Linked DNA regions of Homo sapiens: region 2 is linked to region 1. The links are chromatin loops, found by intact Hi-C in ENCODE. Cell type or tissue: ovary. All regions are shown on one strand. Each heading gives the region's core, and the rest is flanking DNA. Links, peaks and the distances in the headings are about the cores only.

Region 1 (8,728 bases), core at 502-8,501:
GGAAGGATTCAGAACTAAATATTCCATTGGCCTGGAGGTGCCGGCCGGGAGGTCTGGGAGAATTCAGAACCTCCTCCTCCCCACCACCCGTCCTCCTCCCTCTCCCTCCTTCTCTCCTCTCCCTTCCCCTCCCCTCCCCTCCCTCTCTCTCTCTCACTCTCGCTCTTTCTCGCTCTCTAGCAGCATGCCACGTCTGACTCAAAGCCCAGTGGTAACAGTCAACGAAGGCCAAGGCTCAGTGGAAACAAAATCTCTGGGTCAGCCAGTGATCACCCTGCCATTTCTGTCCCTGCTGGTGGCCAGGCCACAGGAGACCCACACACGGCTCGGCCCAAATCAACACCTGGCCACTTTCCAGGGGGTGCCTCGAGGACCCCTGGGGGCTCCTCCATCGTCTGCATGCCCAGTCACCAGCCTGGGACCTCCAGGGGCCTGCAGGGCAGCAGGCATTGGCAGGAGAGGAGGTGAGAGAAGCCACAGGTCCCCATCCTGTCCCCAAGCACAGCCCTGAGCACGCTCAGGAAAGACCAAGGTAGGGAGCAGGGATCTGAGTCATCGAGCACCGTTCCACATGCCAGGGATGCAGGAGGGAGGAAAGGGCAGCCAGACGTCCTAGTAGCATGAAGGGACAGAGAGATAGTGAGGCAGAGATATATATAGACAGAAACAGTGTGATACAGAGACAGAGACACTGAGGCAGAGATATAGACAGACAGAGAGACACAGAAAGAGACTGAGAGAGAGAAAGAGACAGAGACAGAGAGAGGGGCAGCGAGGCTCCTGAGAAACTCTTCCCTTAGTCAGAGGGAGAGCATAGGGGGAAGGCGGGCGGGGGAGGGGGAGGAGTGTGAGGGAGGCAGTGGAAGGGGTGGGCTAGGCAGCATCCAGGCAGGGGTGAGGAGGTCCTGAGACAGCCGGGCAGGGCAAGTGCACCTGCTGTCACTCAGGGGCCACTTCTGCCGCCATGGTGAGGAGTCCTGCGGACCCAGCCTGGGAAGGCCTGGGAAGGCCTGGGAGATGCCACTGCAGGCTACAGGAGGCGTGACCTGCGGTGTGGTTTAAAAAGACCCACCCGCCGACCCGGGAGAGCTGGGTGGGAGGGAAGGTGGCTGTGGGTGAAAGGGCAGGAGGGAGCCTTCGGTGATGGCTGTTCTGCATCTGGCTGTGGGTGCTTGTGGTGGAATTGTCTAGAATTCAACGTGCCCACACACACAGACCAGTGCACAAAAAACTGAAGCCAGAACAAGGCTCGTGGTGTATTGGTGGGATGTCCCGGCTGTGCTACTGCACTCCAATTTTGCAAGATTCTCCTGCTGTGGGGAACAGGGCAGGGTACACAGGGTCTCTCTGTACCATCCCTCGCCATTGCCTGTGAGCCCATAACTCTCTCAAAATGTATTTTAAGCATCCCATCACTGGCACATGGAGAAGAGGATGTAACAGTCTACGTGGATGCCTGGAGATGAGGCAGCTCTGCAGGAGACCAGGACCTGGGCGGGAAGGGCATGTGGAAAAGGGGTCAAGGGTAACACTGGGACCCATGGGGACTGTGGGCAGATGGGCAGAGAGAGTGGGGCTTTGGAGAAGCAGGGACAGGGTGGCTGCCAGGGGCTTTCACAGGCAAGAAGAGAGAGGGAAACAGGTTTCCACCCAGGGTGCCCAGTCCCAGGGCTGTGTCGCCCCAGACTCCAGCTGAATTCCCCCAAAATAGCAAGGTTTTGTGTGGAAATTAACCGAACTTATAACTTTGACAGGTCATTTGAGTGTGGGAACAAGGCTAGTTTGCCAAAATGATTCTTCCCTCTTTAATTAAAATCTTTTATGAACTGCCAAGCTAATACCTTCCCCTAAGACAGACAAGATAATGAGCCCACATCCATCAACCCAGGCCGGCAGCCATCCACAGAGACCGGGGTGGGCTCAGGAGAGGGGAGCCAGCCCCCACAGACACCCCGTGCTCTCGCTTCAGGGACAGCCCCAAACGCAGGCAGGAGTCCCTTCAGGACACACATCAGCCCTGTCAGAAAGTCCCTGCCAGAAACAGCGTGGCTCAGCAAGTGGCCTCCAGCCCAGCACTTTGCAGGTTGCAATGTCCCCCACCACTTCTACTGCCATGCACTCGGAGAGGCCACAGGGCCACCTGAAGGGCAGGGCCCGGTCCCAGTGGGTCCCAACTTGCTCTCTCGGTCACTGAGTAGGGCGGGTTTTAGAGGCCAACAGGAACCACCCCCTAGGCCCCAGGAGCCTCTGTTAGGACCATAGCCATTAGCACAGACAGGGCACCAGGCAGGGACAAAGGCCCAACACAGCCCAATCCAGACCCAGCCCTCCCTGACACAGGGGCAGGCTCTGGTAAGAGACTGTCTACCAGCCTGGTTCACCCCTCAGTGGCGGCCCTAACCCCATCTTTATTTCACTTCATTAGAAACATTTCAAACACAGACAAGCATAGGGACACACACAACAAGTGCCCAAGTGTACACCAGCAGCCTATAACCACACCCCTCCTAACCCCTTATATAATACCTATGAGTCTACACTGACAGAATGATCAAATAGATGAGTAAATGCAGAGAAGGCTGTGTGCAGTGGCTCATGTCTGTAATCCCAGCATTTTGTGAGGCCAAAGTTGGAGGATCAGGAGTTCAAGACCAGCCTGGGCAACATAGCAAAACCCCGTCTGTACAAAAAATACAAAGAAATTAGCCAGGTGTGATGATGGCTGTGGTCCCAGCTACTTGGGAGGCTGAGGTGGGAGGATCGCTTGAGCCCAGAAGGTCGAGGCTGTAATGAGCTGTGTTCGCACCACTGCACTCCAGCCTGGGTGACAGAGAGAGACCCTGTCTCCAAAAGAAAAAAAAATGGAGAAAAGAGATGAATATGCAGAAGTCTCCACGCAGAACCCAGCAATTTATGGGCTCCTCCCCCTCAGGGACACTCATTCAGCGTAGGCTGCACACAGGGACTTCCAACGACACCCTATAGAAGGAGGGAGAAAGCAGAACTGGGGTGGAGACGTGCGAGGTGACCAAGGTCAGCGCCGCAGCCAGAAGGCGTGTCAGCAGCGTGTAGCCTCGATGTGATGGGAGGGGGGCGGCGCCTTGCCTCTGCGGGCTTCCTCCCAAAACACCGCTGCCCCAACCTGACCATGAGAAAACCCCAGTCGAGAAAGAGCCTTCAAAATACTCTCACACCGTCACGATCACCAGAGACAAGGAGAGTCTGAGAAATGCTGCCGCCAAGGAGCGTGAGCAGACGGCGACCCGGTGGGATCCTGGGACAGAAAGGGGACCTCAGCTGTATGGACTCTAGCTAATAGTAACGTGTCACTATTTGTTCGTTCATTAGAACAAATGCACGTCGCCTGTGCAAGATGTTCACGGGGGGAGGCAGCAGGGGTTGTAATAAGAACTCCGGACTAGCTGCTCATTTTTTCTGTAAATGTAGAACTGTTCTAAAAATAAAGCCTATTGGTGTTTTAAAAACCCGAACCTCAACTGTCCCCAAGGTCCCTTGGCTCCCCTCTTCGAGGGGACGCAGAAGGTTCACTAGGGCTAAGGAACAAAAAATTCCTGGGGAGGGCCGACTCTGGGGAAGCGAGGCCAGGCCTGCGACGCCCTGCGGCTCGAGTGCTGGGGCCCAGGCCCGGTGGCTGCAGCGGCCAAGCCGGCCCAGGCTTGGGGAGGCGGGCAAGGCGCCCCAGTGAGCTGGGGCTGGGGCTATGCCAGCTCCGCTCCCTTCTCTGGCCCAGGTCGCAGCTCGGGCAGGACGGGACAAGTGTGTCCCCCGCACAACCGTGCACCCCGGGCCAGGATGCAGCGCCCACCCTGAGGCCGCTCGGACCCCAACCAGACAGACCCCCGGGTCCCCGGGGACGAGGGGGCAGGGCTCCAGGTGTCCAGGGATCCGCCCTGCTTCCCGGCAGCCGCCACTCCCAGCACGGCCGCCCCCAAGCCTCAGGCGCTGGTTTCCCAAAGGTCCCGGCCCCCTCGAGCTTGGAAAGGCTCGGCAGCCGCAGGCAGCGGGGCGGGGCTCTGAGCCGGACCCTGTGGGCCCTGCCCCGGCCACGCAGGCACCGCGGACTCCACTCCGCTCCCGCAGGTAGAGCACGGTGCGTGCAGGCAACGCCCGAGCCGGCCGCAGCACCAGGTGAGCCCCGCACACGTGTGCAGGCATGCGCCCCCGGCTTGGCGCGCCCCCGAGACGTTCCAGCCGCTTCGTCTGCGAAGGAGGCCCGGACAGGCCGGCCGCGCGCCCTGGACCCAGCACACGGCGGGGCGCGCGCTCCGGCACCCGCGGGCTTACTCTTGCGCTCTCCTCGGTCCTCGCACGCCCCCTGGCGCCAGGAGACCGCCCCTGCAGAAGGCGAGGTCGGGCTGAAGCGCGGTGCGCAGCGCCCTCGCGTGGACACGCGCCGCCACCGCCCGCCGCCGAGGTCTGCAGCCGACGTGGCCTACCTGGGACTTGCCGCGCGCTGACCTCGATGGTGCAGCAGCGACCAGGGTACGAGGGCACCATGGACCGTTTTGCATACGTGGAAACTGAGGCTTTCGAGGTCCTGGAGATGGTGCATTGACTCCGCATATGACAGTAGATTCAGTTCGCGCCCCGGCCTTGTCCCTCCAAATTCACACAAGGCCGCAGCGGCAGCAAAGCTCCCAGTTGGCGCGGGGCCCTGGACATCACCTGCCGTCGCTGGCCCCGGGGTGTCCCTGCAGCCCCAACGTCCAGGGCACTCTGGGACCCAGGACAGGGACCCGACCCAGCCAGGCAGGGCTCGTGACCAGCTCCTACCCTGGCGTCTGGTTCCAGGGCTGCTGGTTCCTGCACGCGCCCTCCCCAGTAGCACCACCTGGACCCTGGCACCAGGGGCTGCGTACCTCCCCGGATGCGTGGGGCAGACCCCTCCAAAAGGGATGTGCACAGGCCGCCCCCAGGAGTGCGTGCCCGGAGCCTGAGCAGCCCTTCCCGGCCTGGACCCCCGATCCCACCCCTGTGTGCCCCAGGGCCCCGGGGAAGGGACAGAAACAGGGTGGGAAGCAAGAGGGGCAAACGTGAGCGGGGCGATCTGTCCCCTGAAGCTGCCAAGACCCAGGACTTTCTAAATTCACAAGGCAGCCTTCCCGGTCACTGGTAGGTGTATTTGTCAAGGTAAGAGGACAGAACAGTTTAATGTTTGTTCGCTTGACTTAAAACTTCCAGTATTTGCGGCCGGACGCGGTGGCTCACGCCTGTAATCCCAGCACTTTGGGAGGCCGAGGCGGGCAGATCTCGAGGTCAGAAAATCGAGACCATCCTGGCTAACAGGGTGAAACCCGGTCTCTACTGAAAATACAAAAAATTAGCCGGGCGTGGTGGCGGGCGCCTGTAGTCTCAGCTACTCGGGAGGCTGAGGCAGGAGAATGGCGTGAACCCGGGAGGCGGAGCTTCCGGTAAGCCGAGATCGCGCCACTGCACTCCAGCCTGGGCGACAGAGCGAGACTCTGTCTCAAAAAAAACAAAACAAAACAAAACAAAAAACTTAGTGTTTGCACACGGCATGGGAGGATTTCTATCTGAACTGCTGCTCCCAGGGTGCCCACGGCGACCTCACCCTCTGGAGACCCAGGTAACGGATCCGCCGTAAGAACCCAGCGGGGTGGGTGCTCCCGCCCGCGTCAGACCTGCCTTCAGGGAGAATCCGTCCCCCACCCCAGGCCTAAGCACAGCGCTTGCTGTGATCCGGGAGAAGCAGGATCCGGAGCCTGGTAATGAACCCTGGCTGAGCCACTCGCCCCTTGGATAAGAGCTTTGGCAAATTCCTGAGCTTGTTTCCCCACCAACAAAAATAACCCCCAAAACGCCATCGTGCTGGGGGGCCCTCGGGTTCTAAATAGGCACCGCGCTTCGGGCAGGGCATGGCCTTCACGGTGGGCTGCTCCTGTGGTGCCAGCGTTCTCTCTCCTTCTGGCAAAGCCGGTCCTGGGCACCTCCTCACCCTCTCTGCCTACCATTAGGACCAATATGGGCCCATCCACAGCCCAGCACTCCACCCTGCACCCAGTGCTGTCCCTGGACACCCAGAGGAACATGTCTCCCTCCCAAGCCACAGGAGCCAATTCACTGACTCCTCACACCTCATAGGGGTTAAGAGGGCAAACTGCAGCCAGGAGGCCCAGAGTCAAATCCCAGGTCCAACAGGTACTATGACCAGGAGCAGTGTGCTTCACCCATGCCTCAGTTTCCCCATCTGTCAAATGGGGCTGAAGATGCCTACCTCATAGGGTTGTGGTGAGAATTAAATGACTTAATACATGTCAACTATTCATGACAGCACCTGTTTGCTGTGGTGGTTTCAGCATCAGGTGGAGAGTATGTCCCTGCAGGAATGCACCTAGAACAAGGGGTCACAGGTGACCGGGTGTGTGTTTCTCTAGCGAGCAGTTCGGAGCAAGTTCAAAGAAGATCATGGCTAAGGTGAGTGGCCCTTTAACAGAATCTCCGGGAAAGGAGAACCCTGGGGTCAGGGCCTGAGTTCCCCGACCTCCTTCAGCCACACTCCTTGAAGCAGGGCTGGCCTTCCAGGCCTGCCACCTGTGCGGTCCCATGGGGCCCTGCACTCAGAAGGACCACACTCAGTTTCACGTTCTGCTTTCGTCATCTCGAAATTCTTAATAATTTTATCTGAACTCGTGCTGTTAGTGCAGGGGCACCACAGAGCATGTGGGTGAGCAGAGAACTGGCTACTCCTTGCCACCCGGCTAACATGCAGGGTTCGCGATGCGCCAGAAGCAGCGTTCCAGTGGGCCTCAGCATCGGAGGTGACAAGACTCAAGGCGAGGGCAACATCAGCATGTAACCAGCTACGACAGGACAGCTGGAGCTGACAGCCCTGGCACCACGCTTTCCAATCACATGAGAACTTGCTTCCAGCCCAGAAAGAGAGCAATTGCATTCTAAGAAACACGGATGACGGAGGAAGCCATCATATCCTCTCTGCCTTGTCTCTTGCCTGTACTAGCCAACTACTCACACTGAAGATGACACAGAAGGCAGGCAATGAGAGGGCAACCCACAGCTCCTTCTCTCTCATGGTAACCTTAGCCTTAAGGCAGCATTCGCTGAGGGAATGTGCATGGATCAAGAGCATTTCCTTTTGTGCAGTGCCTCCAGCATCCTGGCAGAAGCTGAGATAGACATAGATGGGCCAGCTCAAGTATCCCACACACAAGTTAAATGCTCTTATATTTGCATTTGAAATTGCCACTACACAGTGCAAAGAAAAGCAGAAACATTCATGTTAATAACTTAATGTTCTAATTTTTCTTTAGAATATTAAGTAGCAAATAATACACACCCGGGGAAAAACCTTTATATCTTAGCACCTCCAACAGCACTTTTTGCCTGCTTTCTGAACAAGCTCTAAAATTTATAAACCTGGACCTGCACGCAGGCCCTGCCCAGCAATATAGGAGGCTCCTTCCCTGGCAGTGGCCCGGGAAACAGCACAGTGCCACAGCCCCGATGGGAACCCAGGGCTCCAGTGCTTAGCTGCAGGAGGAGGGCAAAAACCTGCCGTCACCCCACAGCATGCCCAGCGGGGTGTTATTTTCAACAGGAACATGCTTTCTTACACTTAAGTGTGTGAAACTACACACGCTTCCTGCACCTCAGTGCACAGGGTTCCGGGATGAAGACAAAATGCTGGCATGGAGGCTGCCCCAGAAAATCCAGCCCGCTAACCGTGGGCCACCACCTCCCATCTCAGCCTCTCCACTCAGGACCGTCCCTGCCAGATCCTATGCTGCTTCTCATCAGCAACTTCGGACAGCCAAGCGTGCTGCACATGGGACACGCTCCTACCCACCAGGAGCCTTTGATTCTGGGATAAGACTCCTGGCATGAGGAAGACCCGCAGATCCTCCCTACCTGCACCCACCAAGGGCAAATGCCCTGGAACCTTCCTCCAGACCTAAGGGCAAAATAGAGGGATATGCTGGGGCTCAGAAAATGATACCCCAAGGCCTGTGGTTTTGGCACACTGAGGAACTGCAGGACACCGGAAGGGCCTCAGAGGCAAGGGCTCTCTGACCCTCTGGCCCCTTCCCTTGCCCGCACCCCACCACCCCTCAAGGTAGGCCACGGAAAGTAGAATGCCTCTTCCCCAGTGCAGGTCATAGAAACCAGAACCCCTCTCCTGCGAGGCCAGCCATAAAACCTAGAAATACGGCCAGGCTCTGTGGCTCACGCCTGTAATCCCAGCACTTGGGAGGCTGAGGCAGGCGGATCACTTGAGGTCAGGAGTTTGAGACCCACCTGGCCAACATGCCGAAACCCCGTCTCTACTAAAAATACAAAAACTAGCCGGGCATGGTGGCACACGCCTGTAATCCCAGCTACTGTGGAGGCTGAGGCAGGAGAATCGCTTGAACCCAGGAGGCAGAGGTTGCAGTGAGCCGAGATCGCGCCACTGCACTCCAGCCTGGGGGACAAGAGCAAAACTCTGTCTCAAAAAAAAAAAAAAAAAAAACTAGAAATATGACTCTAACTTTCCCTGGCCTTTGTGTAGGAGTGTAACTGAGCAGCTTAACTTCAAAATGCATTTTTAGACTTTTTTTTCCTTTCTCTTTAGTCCTGAGATGCAACCTTAGAGCAAACTGCAGAAGCCTTTTCCCTTAATCTTAAAATAGACTCCATACCCCTCCCCTTTCTCACCGTATACTCTCTTCACATGTGTCTGTGAGCTAGT
Region 2 (8,728 bases), core at 533-8,532, 1.6 Mb before region 1:
ACAGGACTCCCCAGTTTCCTGTCCCCAGTGGTGGTGACAGAGCCTTGCTGTGATTCCCAGGTGTGGCCTCCCTGACCATCCCCACACCTCTGTACTGACCCCCTTTTGGGACCTTCTGTGAGTTGCCCAATTCAATTGAGTGTCCTGTCCTCTATGCAGGCTGGGATGGAGTTGAGAAAGACCTGTTCGACCCTCATTCAAATCCTGCTTGCTGACATGTCCTCCGCTCTTTGGTGCTGTGGCCAGCCAGGACCAGCTCCCCTCACCCTGTCCCTGCACCCACTGCTACCCAGACGCTTTTCCTGCTGTGGCCACGGAATCTGAATGGCCGGGGTCCTGCCAGCTACATATTAGGGTGGGCTTCCTTGTGTTTGTCTGGGAGCAGTGTGCAGATGTGGATTATCAAAAACCACGTTCTACCAGCAGATCTGGGCTTCAAAGAGCACCTTCTATTGTGTAAATGGAATTGAAAAAGCTCATCATGGAAAACGAGAAGCATTTTCAGCTCCTAAATTAGAGAATTTATGGTGATAAATCAAGAGTGTCTGCTCTAATAATCACAGGAAAAAACATGATAATATGATTTAATCTTAAAATATTTCTAACATAATATTAGAAAAATTATATTTCAGCTAATGTCTGGTTAGCCTGTTGTGAATGTATGCAAATATCTCAGGAAATATTAATATATACTGCCAGCTTTAGCTAATTAAAGAAATAGTTTTAGGAGTAACGGCCTCCTGATAATTTAATCACCGTTCAGTCTTTGCAGATAATTATGGTATTTGTTATTAAGTTCTCTCTGATTTTCCGAGGAATGAGAAATCTGATATAATCTTTTACTATGTGAGCCAAAAATTAAATTTTATTTCATTGTGAAAATTGTTGTGATCTGAAGATTTTAGAGCCAAGCTCCAGAAACGCTTCTCTCTTCTAGAACTGCCCAGTGTTGTGTTTTACAGGACTTGAACCCTGGGTTGCTGAGGAAGTGAACAGCTCTATGGCCAATAAAAGGCAATTAGGCTGAGATAAATTGTTGTGGAACAAATGATCTCATAAGAAGGTTTCCTTATGCTTACGCCTTATGAATAATCTTCTTACAAAGACTTTTTGAGGTATAATTTTAAAAATGATACTAATCATAGCATTTTAAAAAATAAAAAAGTGAAATGACCCAAAGTGTTTAATGATAATAAGATGGCCCAATAAATAACCTGCACTGATGTAATCCACATTAAAGGCAATATGATTCAGTCTTTAAAATTAAATTTTCAAAGAGTTCTTAAGACTGTTGTAGTTATAACTTTAAGTGAAAAAAAAGAGAAAATTATTTAAGTCGGCATGACCAAAAAAATCCATAGAAAAAAACGGAAAGGAAATATATAAAAAATGTTAAGTAGGTCCCCCAGAGTGGTGAAATTATACAGGTTGAGCATCTTGAATCTAAAAATCTGAAATCTGAAATGCTCCAAAATCTGAAACTTTCTGAGTGCTGACATGATGCTCAAAGGAAATGCTCACTGGAGCATTTTAGATTTTAGACTTTTGGATTCAAAATGCTCAACCATTAAGTGTAATGTAAATATTCCAAAATCCAAAACTCAAAACCTTTCTGGTCCCAACCATTTTGAATAAGAGATAACCTGTAGGATATTTTCATTTTCTTATTTTCTACTTCTATTTATTCTCCACATTATGTACCTGGCACATAGAAGATGTTTAATAACTAAGTATTGCTGAGTGAATAGTCAGGATAAGAACTCATTACTTTTTAGTCCATTTTTGGGAACTTAGGTTACAAAGTCTGCAGGGCCAGTGTTGTGGAAGTCACTGCTCTCTCCGACTCTTGGCAGGAAAAAGAGAAGTAGACTGCCTGTCTGCCAATGATGGCAGTCCCTGTGGGATACAAGGATGAGTGTGCCTGGTGCCCTCTCTACTGGAGCTCCAGTCCAGAGCTGGTGATGTGTCGGTGGACAAAGGACCGTGATAAAAGAAAGAATGGAGCAAGGACAGTCATCAAGTTCTCAGGGTGATTTGCTCACTGAACATCCCTGCTCCTCTGAAGCAGGCAAAGCAAGGGGACTTGCCTTGGCCAATGAAATTCAAGTACAAGTGTCATGTGGCAGTAGGGCCATGTGACTTGCCTTGGCCAATGAAATGTGAGCAGAAGTGTCATGGGGCTCTGCTGGGCAGAAGCTAAGAGCCAGCACTTGTTCACCATGTGCTCATTTCCTGTCTCTATGACAGGCTGCCGTGCTCCAGTTTGCGAATGCCCATCCACCTGTGAAGGGCTGAGCCAAGCCCTGGGCACGTGGTGAGTGACAGGCAGATCTTTGTGGAGGGAAGCCTCTGTGATTGCAGGACATTTGTTACTCGGTATAACCCAGCCTGTTCTAACTGACAGTGAACACAGCTCTGATTTACAGATAACACTGTGCTAACAAATCTATCATGTGCGTCTTACATCCTTGAATGTCATTGTAGGTTGGGGGTTGGGGTCTGAGTTCTGGTCCATTTTCCCCAGGCTTCATCTCCTGTGTCAATTCAGGCAAGAGGAAGAGAGAGGAGGAAGCTTCTAGATCCAAGCCAGAGGAGGTGGATGCAGCATCTGCCGCCCACAGCTTTGGGGCCTGGCCCAGCCTCCACCTGGCCGAGACACCCAACCCCGACCCCACCCACATGGGCGTGCAGAAGAGCCTGAGATGGTGCACACTGACCCATGGCAGAGTTACAGGTGACATTTCTTTTGTTTCTACATCCTAAATCTTTCTACAGTAGATGAACGTTTTGTAAGAGGACTTTTGCTGCCAGTTAGAAATGCATATTGCTGATGCACCCTCTGCAAGACCTTCTGAATCCAACGCCCTGGCGCAGTGGTCCTCAACCTTTTTGGCACCAGGGACACGTTTTGTGGAAGACAATTTCTCCACAGACTGGGGGTGGGGATGGTTTGGGGATGAAACTGTTCCATCTCAGATCATCAGGTATTAGATTCTCATAAGCAGTGGGCAACCGAGATCCCTCAAAAGCACGGTTCACAATAGGGATTGTGCTCCTATGAGAATCTAATGCCGCTGCTGATCTGACAGGAGGGTGAGCTTGGGTAGCAGTGCTCCTCAGCCTGCTGCTCACCTGCTGTGTGGCCTGGCTCCTAACAGGCCACAGACTGGTACTGGTTCATGGCTGGGAGTTGGGGACCCCTACCCTGCTGGATGGGGAGTCTCTAAGGTGTCATGGATGCCAGTGCAAAGCCTGTCTCCCCTGTGCCTCCCCTGTACCTCCCCCGCACCTCCCTGCACCTCTCTCTAGCCCTATTCCAGTGCCCTTCTTGGTGATGATGAGGCAGCTGAGGCCAGGGGCTTATTACTTCCCCAATTGCCACTGGCAATGGGGTTCCTCTGTGTGCTGGATTGGCGAGGGGACTAGCCCCCAAATTCTATCCTGAAGGTCTGCTATCTAGAGCTTTCAGGTGTGGTATCAGTGGTCTTAGATGGAGCTTCTCCAGCAGAGCTAGGGACAAAGGCTTGAGTTCAGGCTGTTTCTTTGGGCAGGGGTCTCAGGGCTCAGGCGAGCAGGAGTGAGTTGAGCGAGGGAGGGAAGGAGTGAATGGGAATACCAGATGGCTTATCCAATCGACAGCCGCTTGGAGTGGCTGATGCTGGGCTTTTTGAGACCTTCTGAGGCCCTTTATGAAATGCATCTCAGCACAGTCTCCTTGGGACAGTAAAGGAAAGAGAACTTATTATCTGCTTCTGTCCTGGCCGTGGAGGCCCTGTCTTTGGAGACTTGCATAACTGTGATTGCTGAGCAGCCTCCTGCAGGTGACCCCGGGGCCAAGGCAGGAAGTAAGAGGTGAGCAGATCTCCGAGCCCAGGTGGTGTCAGGTGACACCTATGCAAAGTGGATCAGAGCCTGGGAGGTACTGGGTGAAGTGCGAGGTGAGGCTGGGAGGGTTTTCATGTGGGGTATAAAAGGTATCCCATAGAATTACCTTACATAATGAGGTTTTGCACACGAGATGGGGCATACTCCTCCCTGTTCTGCACCCTGGATAATCCCTGGAGTGTGAGGGAAGGGAACATTTTATAGAATAGGACTGGTGGGAAGGTTCACTGTAGGGGACAATCAAGGAGAAAGAATAAAAGATTTTGCAAAACACCAAGCTGAAGTTTAGCTTCACTCTGTGGCTTTGGCGACCTGACCCCAGAGCACGTGCTGGTCCTGTGAACTTTGATGCTGCTGAGCTTTCCCCCATGCAGTTCCCTGCTTTGAATATGTGTCTTTCACATTGGGGTTGGGGTTACCCATCTCTTTCCTTAGCTGAAATGGCAACTTTTTCTCCCTGCCACCCCTCAAATCAGATAGAAGAAATTGCTTCTTCCTCTTGCTCCCGTAGTGCCTTTGGACGAACACTTGTCATATCAGATTATAATTCTTATATATGTGTATATATGTCTGCTCATTTTCCTTGCCAGGCTGTGGGTCTTTTGAAGGCAGAAATTGTGTCTTAATTTTCTGAGCATTCAGCACCCGGCCCAGTGACCAGTCCAGCCATGTGATAAATAACTATTGCATGGAATTAAATTATCTTGTACAATAATTATATATAAATATGTTTTATATGAATAAGTACAAAAATATATAAATGTTTATGTTTTATATACACATATATAAAACACGTATATCTCCTATATATTTACCTTTACATATCATAACAACAAAATGGAATCAGGGTGCACTTGGTTTGACTTCTTAGAAAACTCACAGTGGCTCATAGCTACCGGTTCCTTTTCACTGTGATTAGAGCCTTTTAATTTGCAACCATCTCAGTGAGATCGAATTCTAGGTATTTTCTTTAAAGCAAGCATCTTCACTCTGTACTGTGTTCTTTCAAAGTTGCATGTGTAACTTTGTGAATGTGCACGTGTGTTCATTTTCCCAGGGAGATCCTCCCACATTTTATCAGGGTTTCAAAAGCATCTATGACCAGTTAAGAAATGCTGCCTCAAGGCTTGTGCTCGGATTATACTTGTCACATGTAGGATTAACAATGAATAAGTTCACATATTTTACCATTTTCCCCTAAATAGATGAGAAAAATATGTTCATTGCTACCTTTACCAAAACACAGTTGTAGCGTGGACTTCACTTTTTGGAACATGACATGTGACACTGTGACCACCACCAGGTGGCAGCAGATTTTAATCACATACTTGGTTTTTGAAATGGTGAATAAATTAGAATTAAAAAAAAGAGTCAAGTCAATAAATTCGAATCTATATAATGCCGGCGATAGATGTCACTTCAGTCAAAACCCAGTGTGGTTTTTTTTGTTATTGCTGTTTCGTTTTGTTTTTGTTTTTTCCACTGCGTTGGCCAGAGCTTTCAGGTGGCACAGGAAAAGGCGAGCCCAGCTCCAAGGACTGTACGGTGTGCACTGACAACACTGTTACCTTAGTCTCCTTGGCCTGGGAACATAGGTTCCAGAGGTTTGCCTGTGCATAACCAAAGTTCCCAGCCGACAAGCACTTAAACTCAGAACTGCCGGGATCCTCAGAACAGAACAAGTCTCCATGCCTCTTCTTACAGCAGGTCATAACTCAGTGGAACCAGTTCCATTGTGATCAATGACCTAGGACATTCACACTGGTACAGATTTGTGTATTTTCTATTGAAAAAGATAATATTCTTTTGAAAAAAATTCAATGTTATCCTTAAAATGTTGACGCTTATGTCTTAAAGACATGACATTTACGGTGATGTTTCTTAGGCCCATTTTTCCTTGTCAGGTGCATGCACGTACCCATTAGTTCCTGCGCAGGATGATAAATGCAGTAAGAGCTTGATGAAGATTTTATGAATGAATCAGCGCAGAACCCTTCTCCTTGGCCAAGTGGATCTGATACACAACAAAGGACCTGACTTCTTCCATTGAGCACATCTGGGGGAATCAGTTTGTTGAAGCTTCAGTGGGGCTACAGATGCACATAATTCCTTCTTGAGAAAGCTCCTCTTGCTCAGGATTGATCTTAAAAAGCAAGAATTAGGGGAAAAGAGAAGGGAACTAACCTTGCTGAATTTTGGGAAATGGGGATAGCAATGTTAGAAGTGAAGGGTAGGCAAGGGCCTGTCAGCCACCCTGCAGGGGAGCTGGGCGGCCAGAGGAGCCCAGTCCACCCTGAGCAGAGCCGTGGGCTGGGAATGCGGCAGGTGATAGAGGGGAAGGGGCTCGTGGTGGCCTGACTCCTGCCTGGTGTGCAGAAGCAGGGAGCACAGCAGCTCTCCGTCCCCTAGGGCAGCTCCGCAAGGTCAACCGGATGAACTCTGATGCTCACCTTTCTCCTCATTTCTACAGTCGCTGCTTTTGTGTAACGTTGGCTCAGCAGCCCTGTAGGAGTTAGGGGGATTGGCTTTGGAGTAACGCCCGGGCTGGGAGCTGGTTCTGCCATTTATTCTCTGGGTAATGTCTGGCAAGTTGCTTCTCTGCATCTCATTTTTTCCTTCTGTTAAATGGGGATAGCAATGGTGTCTGCCTCATGGACGGTGGTGAGAATTAAACCAGGTAATTGACACAAAAGGCCCAGGGGCACGTCTGGTGCATAGTAGGTGGTCAATGAATAGTAAATAGGGTTTTGAAGTGGCTTATTTCGGTATTCTTTTGAGTAGTAGCCAGTGGAGGCCAGATGGCTTCTGAATTATCACAATTGATTTTCTATATGCTCTTGGGTATAAAGTTTCCACTGAATTCAGTGAGCTGCAAGGTGTCACCGAGAAGAAACAGGCCATGGTGGCATCAGTGGCCTTTTGGGGGATTGGGTCCAGCCCTGGGCCTGGAATATTCTGGGCTCTGGAGGAAGGAGTCAGGAGTGCCGTGGGGAGTGTCTCAGCAGGGCAATGGCAGGGGAAGGGGAAAGTCTATAGAACAGGACTGCTGGGCAGTTTCTGCTGCTGTAGGGGAGAACCAAGGAGAGAGAATAAGAGATTTTGCAAGACACCAAGCTGAAGTTGAGCTGCACTCTGTGGCTTTGGTGACCCCAACTCAGAGTGCTTGTTTTTCCCGGGAAGGTGTGGAGCAGGAAGCAAGGGGCCTCTCGGCTCGGGCCAGGGTGTCTGGTTCCAGGCCGGGGTCGGTATGCACGGAGGCGGTGAGTGTGGGCAAGCCACTCAACCTCGCTGGGTCACAGCTGCTGCATCTGTAAATGGCGGTCACAGCGATGACAACCTCTAGTTGTTGTGAGAAGACACCATTTATGACACTTAGAGCAACGTTGGGCCCAGAGTCAGCCCCGCAAAGGCAGGAGGAATCATCAGTCACATTGACACGGACGTGGAGGGATGGGCCCCTCCACTGCACGTAGGTGAGGGGAGGAGCCAGAGGTGATGACAGGGTGTCCACCTGCACAGGATGGGAGGCCCAGAGGAGAGACTGGCTTCGAGGCGGTGGGGGAGGGGAGCTCCTCTGGTCTGCTGGGGTTGAGATTGGGGACCTCTGGCTGACATGGCAGGATTGACTAGATGTGCTGTGGAAATGGGTCCCACTGAGGAAGTCTACAGTGGCCACATTGTGGCGAGGGCAAGGCTGGGGTCCCGTGGGCGGGGGCACTGTCCACTTCAGCAGTCAGAGACATGTGACCAGTTGCTTCACCAACAACCTCTGACTCTCAGTGGCTCCAGGCACAAGGTCTATTTTATTTCTGAAGATGTCAGGCAAGAGTGGGTGGTCAATACACCGAGATGGGTGCACATCATGGGATGGTGAATTTCATGCTTTAACTTGACTGGGCCGCGCACCCAGACATTTTTTGGGTGTGTCTGTGAGGATGTTTCTGGATGGGACCAGCATTGGAACCTGTAGACTGAGTAGGGCAGATGGTGCTCCCTGGTTAGGGCAGCCCCTGCAATCAGGCGAAGGCTTGAGTAGAACGAAAGGGTGGGTCTCCTGCTTTCCTCCTGTCTAATCGCCTTGAGAGGGGACATTGGTTTTCCCTGCTTTTGGACTAGAACTGAATCATGAACCTTTTTCTGGTTTTGAGCCTGCTGGATTTTGGACTGGAACTTACACTGTTTGGTCTCCTGGGTCTCCAGCTTGCAAATGGCAGAACTGGGACTTGTCAGCCTCCATAACTGTGTGAGCAACTCCTTACAATCAATCTCTCTCTCTCTCTCTCATCAGGAAGTGTGGGAATCCTCAGTCCTTTGTCATCTTGGGAGAAAGAATTTGGCCAAGAGACAGTTTATGGAGTTTATTCTCTTATCCAAGAAGATAATTTATGGAAGGAAAATTGGGAGCAGAGGGTTTATTTAAAGGGACAGTGCACTCTGAAAGATGAGACAGAGGGGGCAGCTGAAGGAGAATGAGCTACAGCCCCTGAGGGTTCTACGCTGGGTTTTTATGACTTTGTATTTTTTCCTGAAGTTCCCACCTCTGTCTTAAGGCTCTGCCTTTTTTGGGAGGGTCTAGTTTTGTCATTCCTGTCTTAAGTCCCCACCTTCTCCTCACCTAGTTCTCACCCTGGGCTTCTGGGACCCTCCTTTACTATCAGGCGGTACCCATGCCAGGCCAGTGTTGGATGCAAATTCTACCTAATGGCTGTGTTGCTCATTACCTCCACTCGGGAAGGTTGTATCATGGCCAGATCTGCACTTACTGCGACTGCTTGTCTCTGAGTTTCTCCTTTGTTTTCTTTCCTCTTTATCAGCACGCAGACAGCTCTGCTCTGACAGGTTG

Evidence for each region. Hi-C counts contacts between places; a loop is a spot of excess contacts. Peaks named below come from ENCODE experiments on the same cell type or tissue, not always from the same donor. Only the 100,000 strongest peaks of a DNase experiment are listed, where the experiment ranks them.
Region 2: a loop joins it to region 1, with 2.6 times the contacts of the local background. A loop is called at or near these places in 51 of 110 quality-filtered maps.

The regions. Positions count from the first base shown.
Region 1 is chr10:130,185,924-130,194,651 of GRCh38, reverse strand. LOC124902561 reads right to left here. Exons shown (of 2, transcript XM_047426136.1): 2 at 1-8,728. The coding sequence starts at 4,584. The coding sequence ends at 3,427. Among named protein-coding and RNA genes, the nearest start is that of GLRX3, 54 kb to the right of the region's middle. RefSeq lists silencers at 3,984-4,103, 4,154-4,483 and an enhancer at 4,325-4,825. In ovary, for the core only: a CTCF peak has its summit at 4,358 (motif pointing left); a DNase peak (open chromatin) is centred at 4,331; H3K4me3 peaks cover 783 bases; H3K27ac peaks cover 388 bases.
Region 2 is chr10:131,783,663-131,792,390 of GRCh38, reverse strand. It overlaps LINC01164 (long intergenic non-protein coding RNA 1164), which reads left to right and starts at 2,192. Exons shown (of 5, transcript NR_038365.1): 1 at 2,192-2,314; 2 at 2,525-2,734. In ovary, for the core only: a CTCF peak has its summit at 5,171 (motif pointing right); a DNase peak (open chromatin) is centred at 7,140.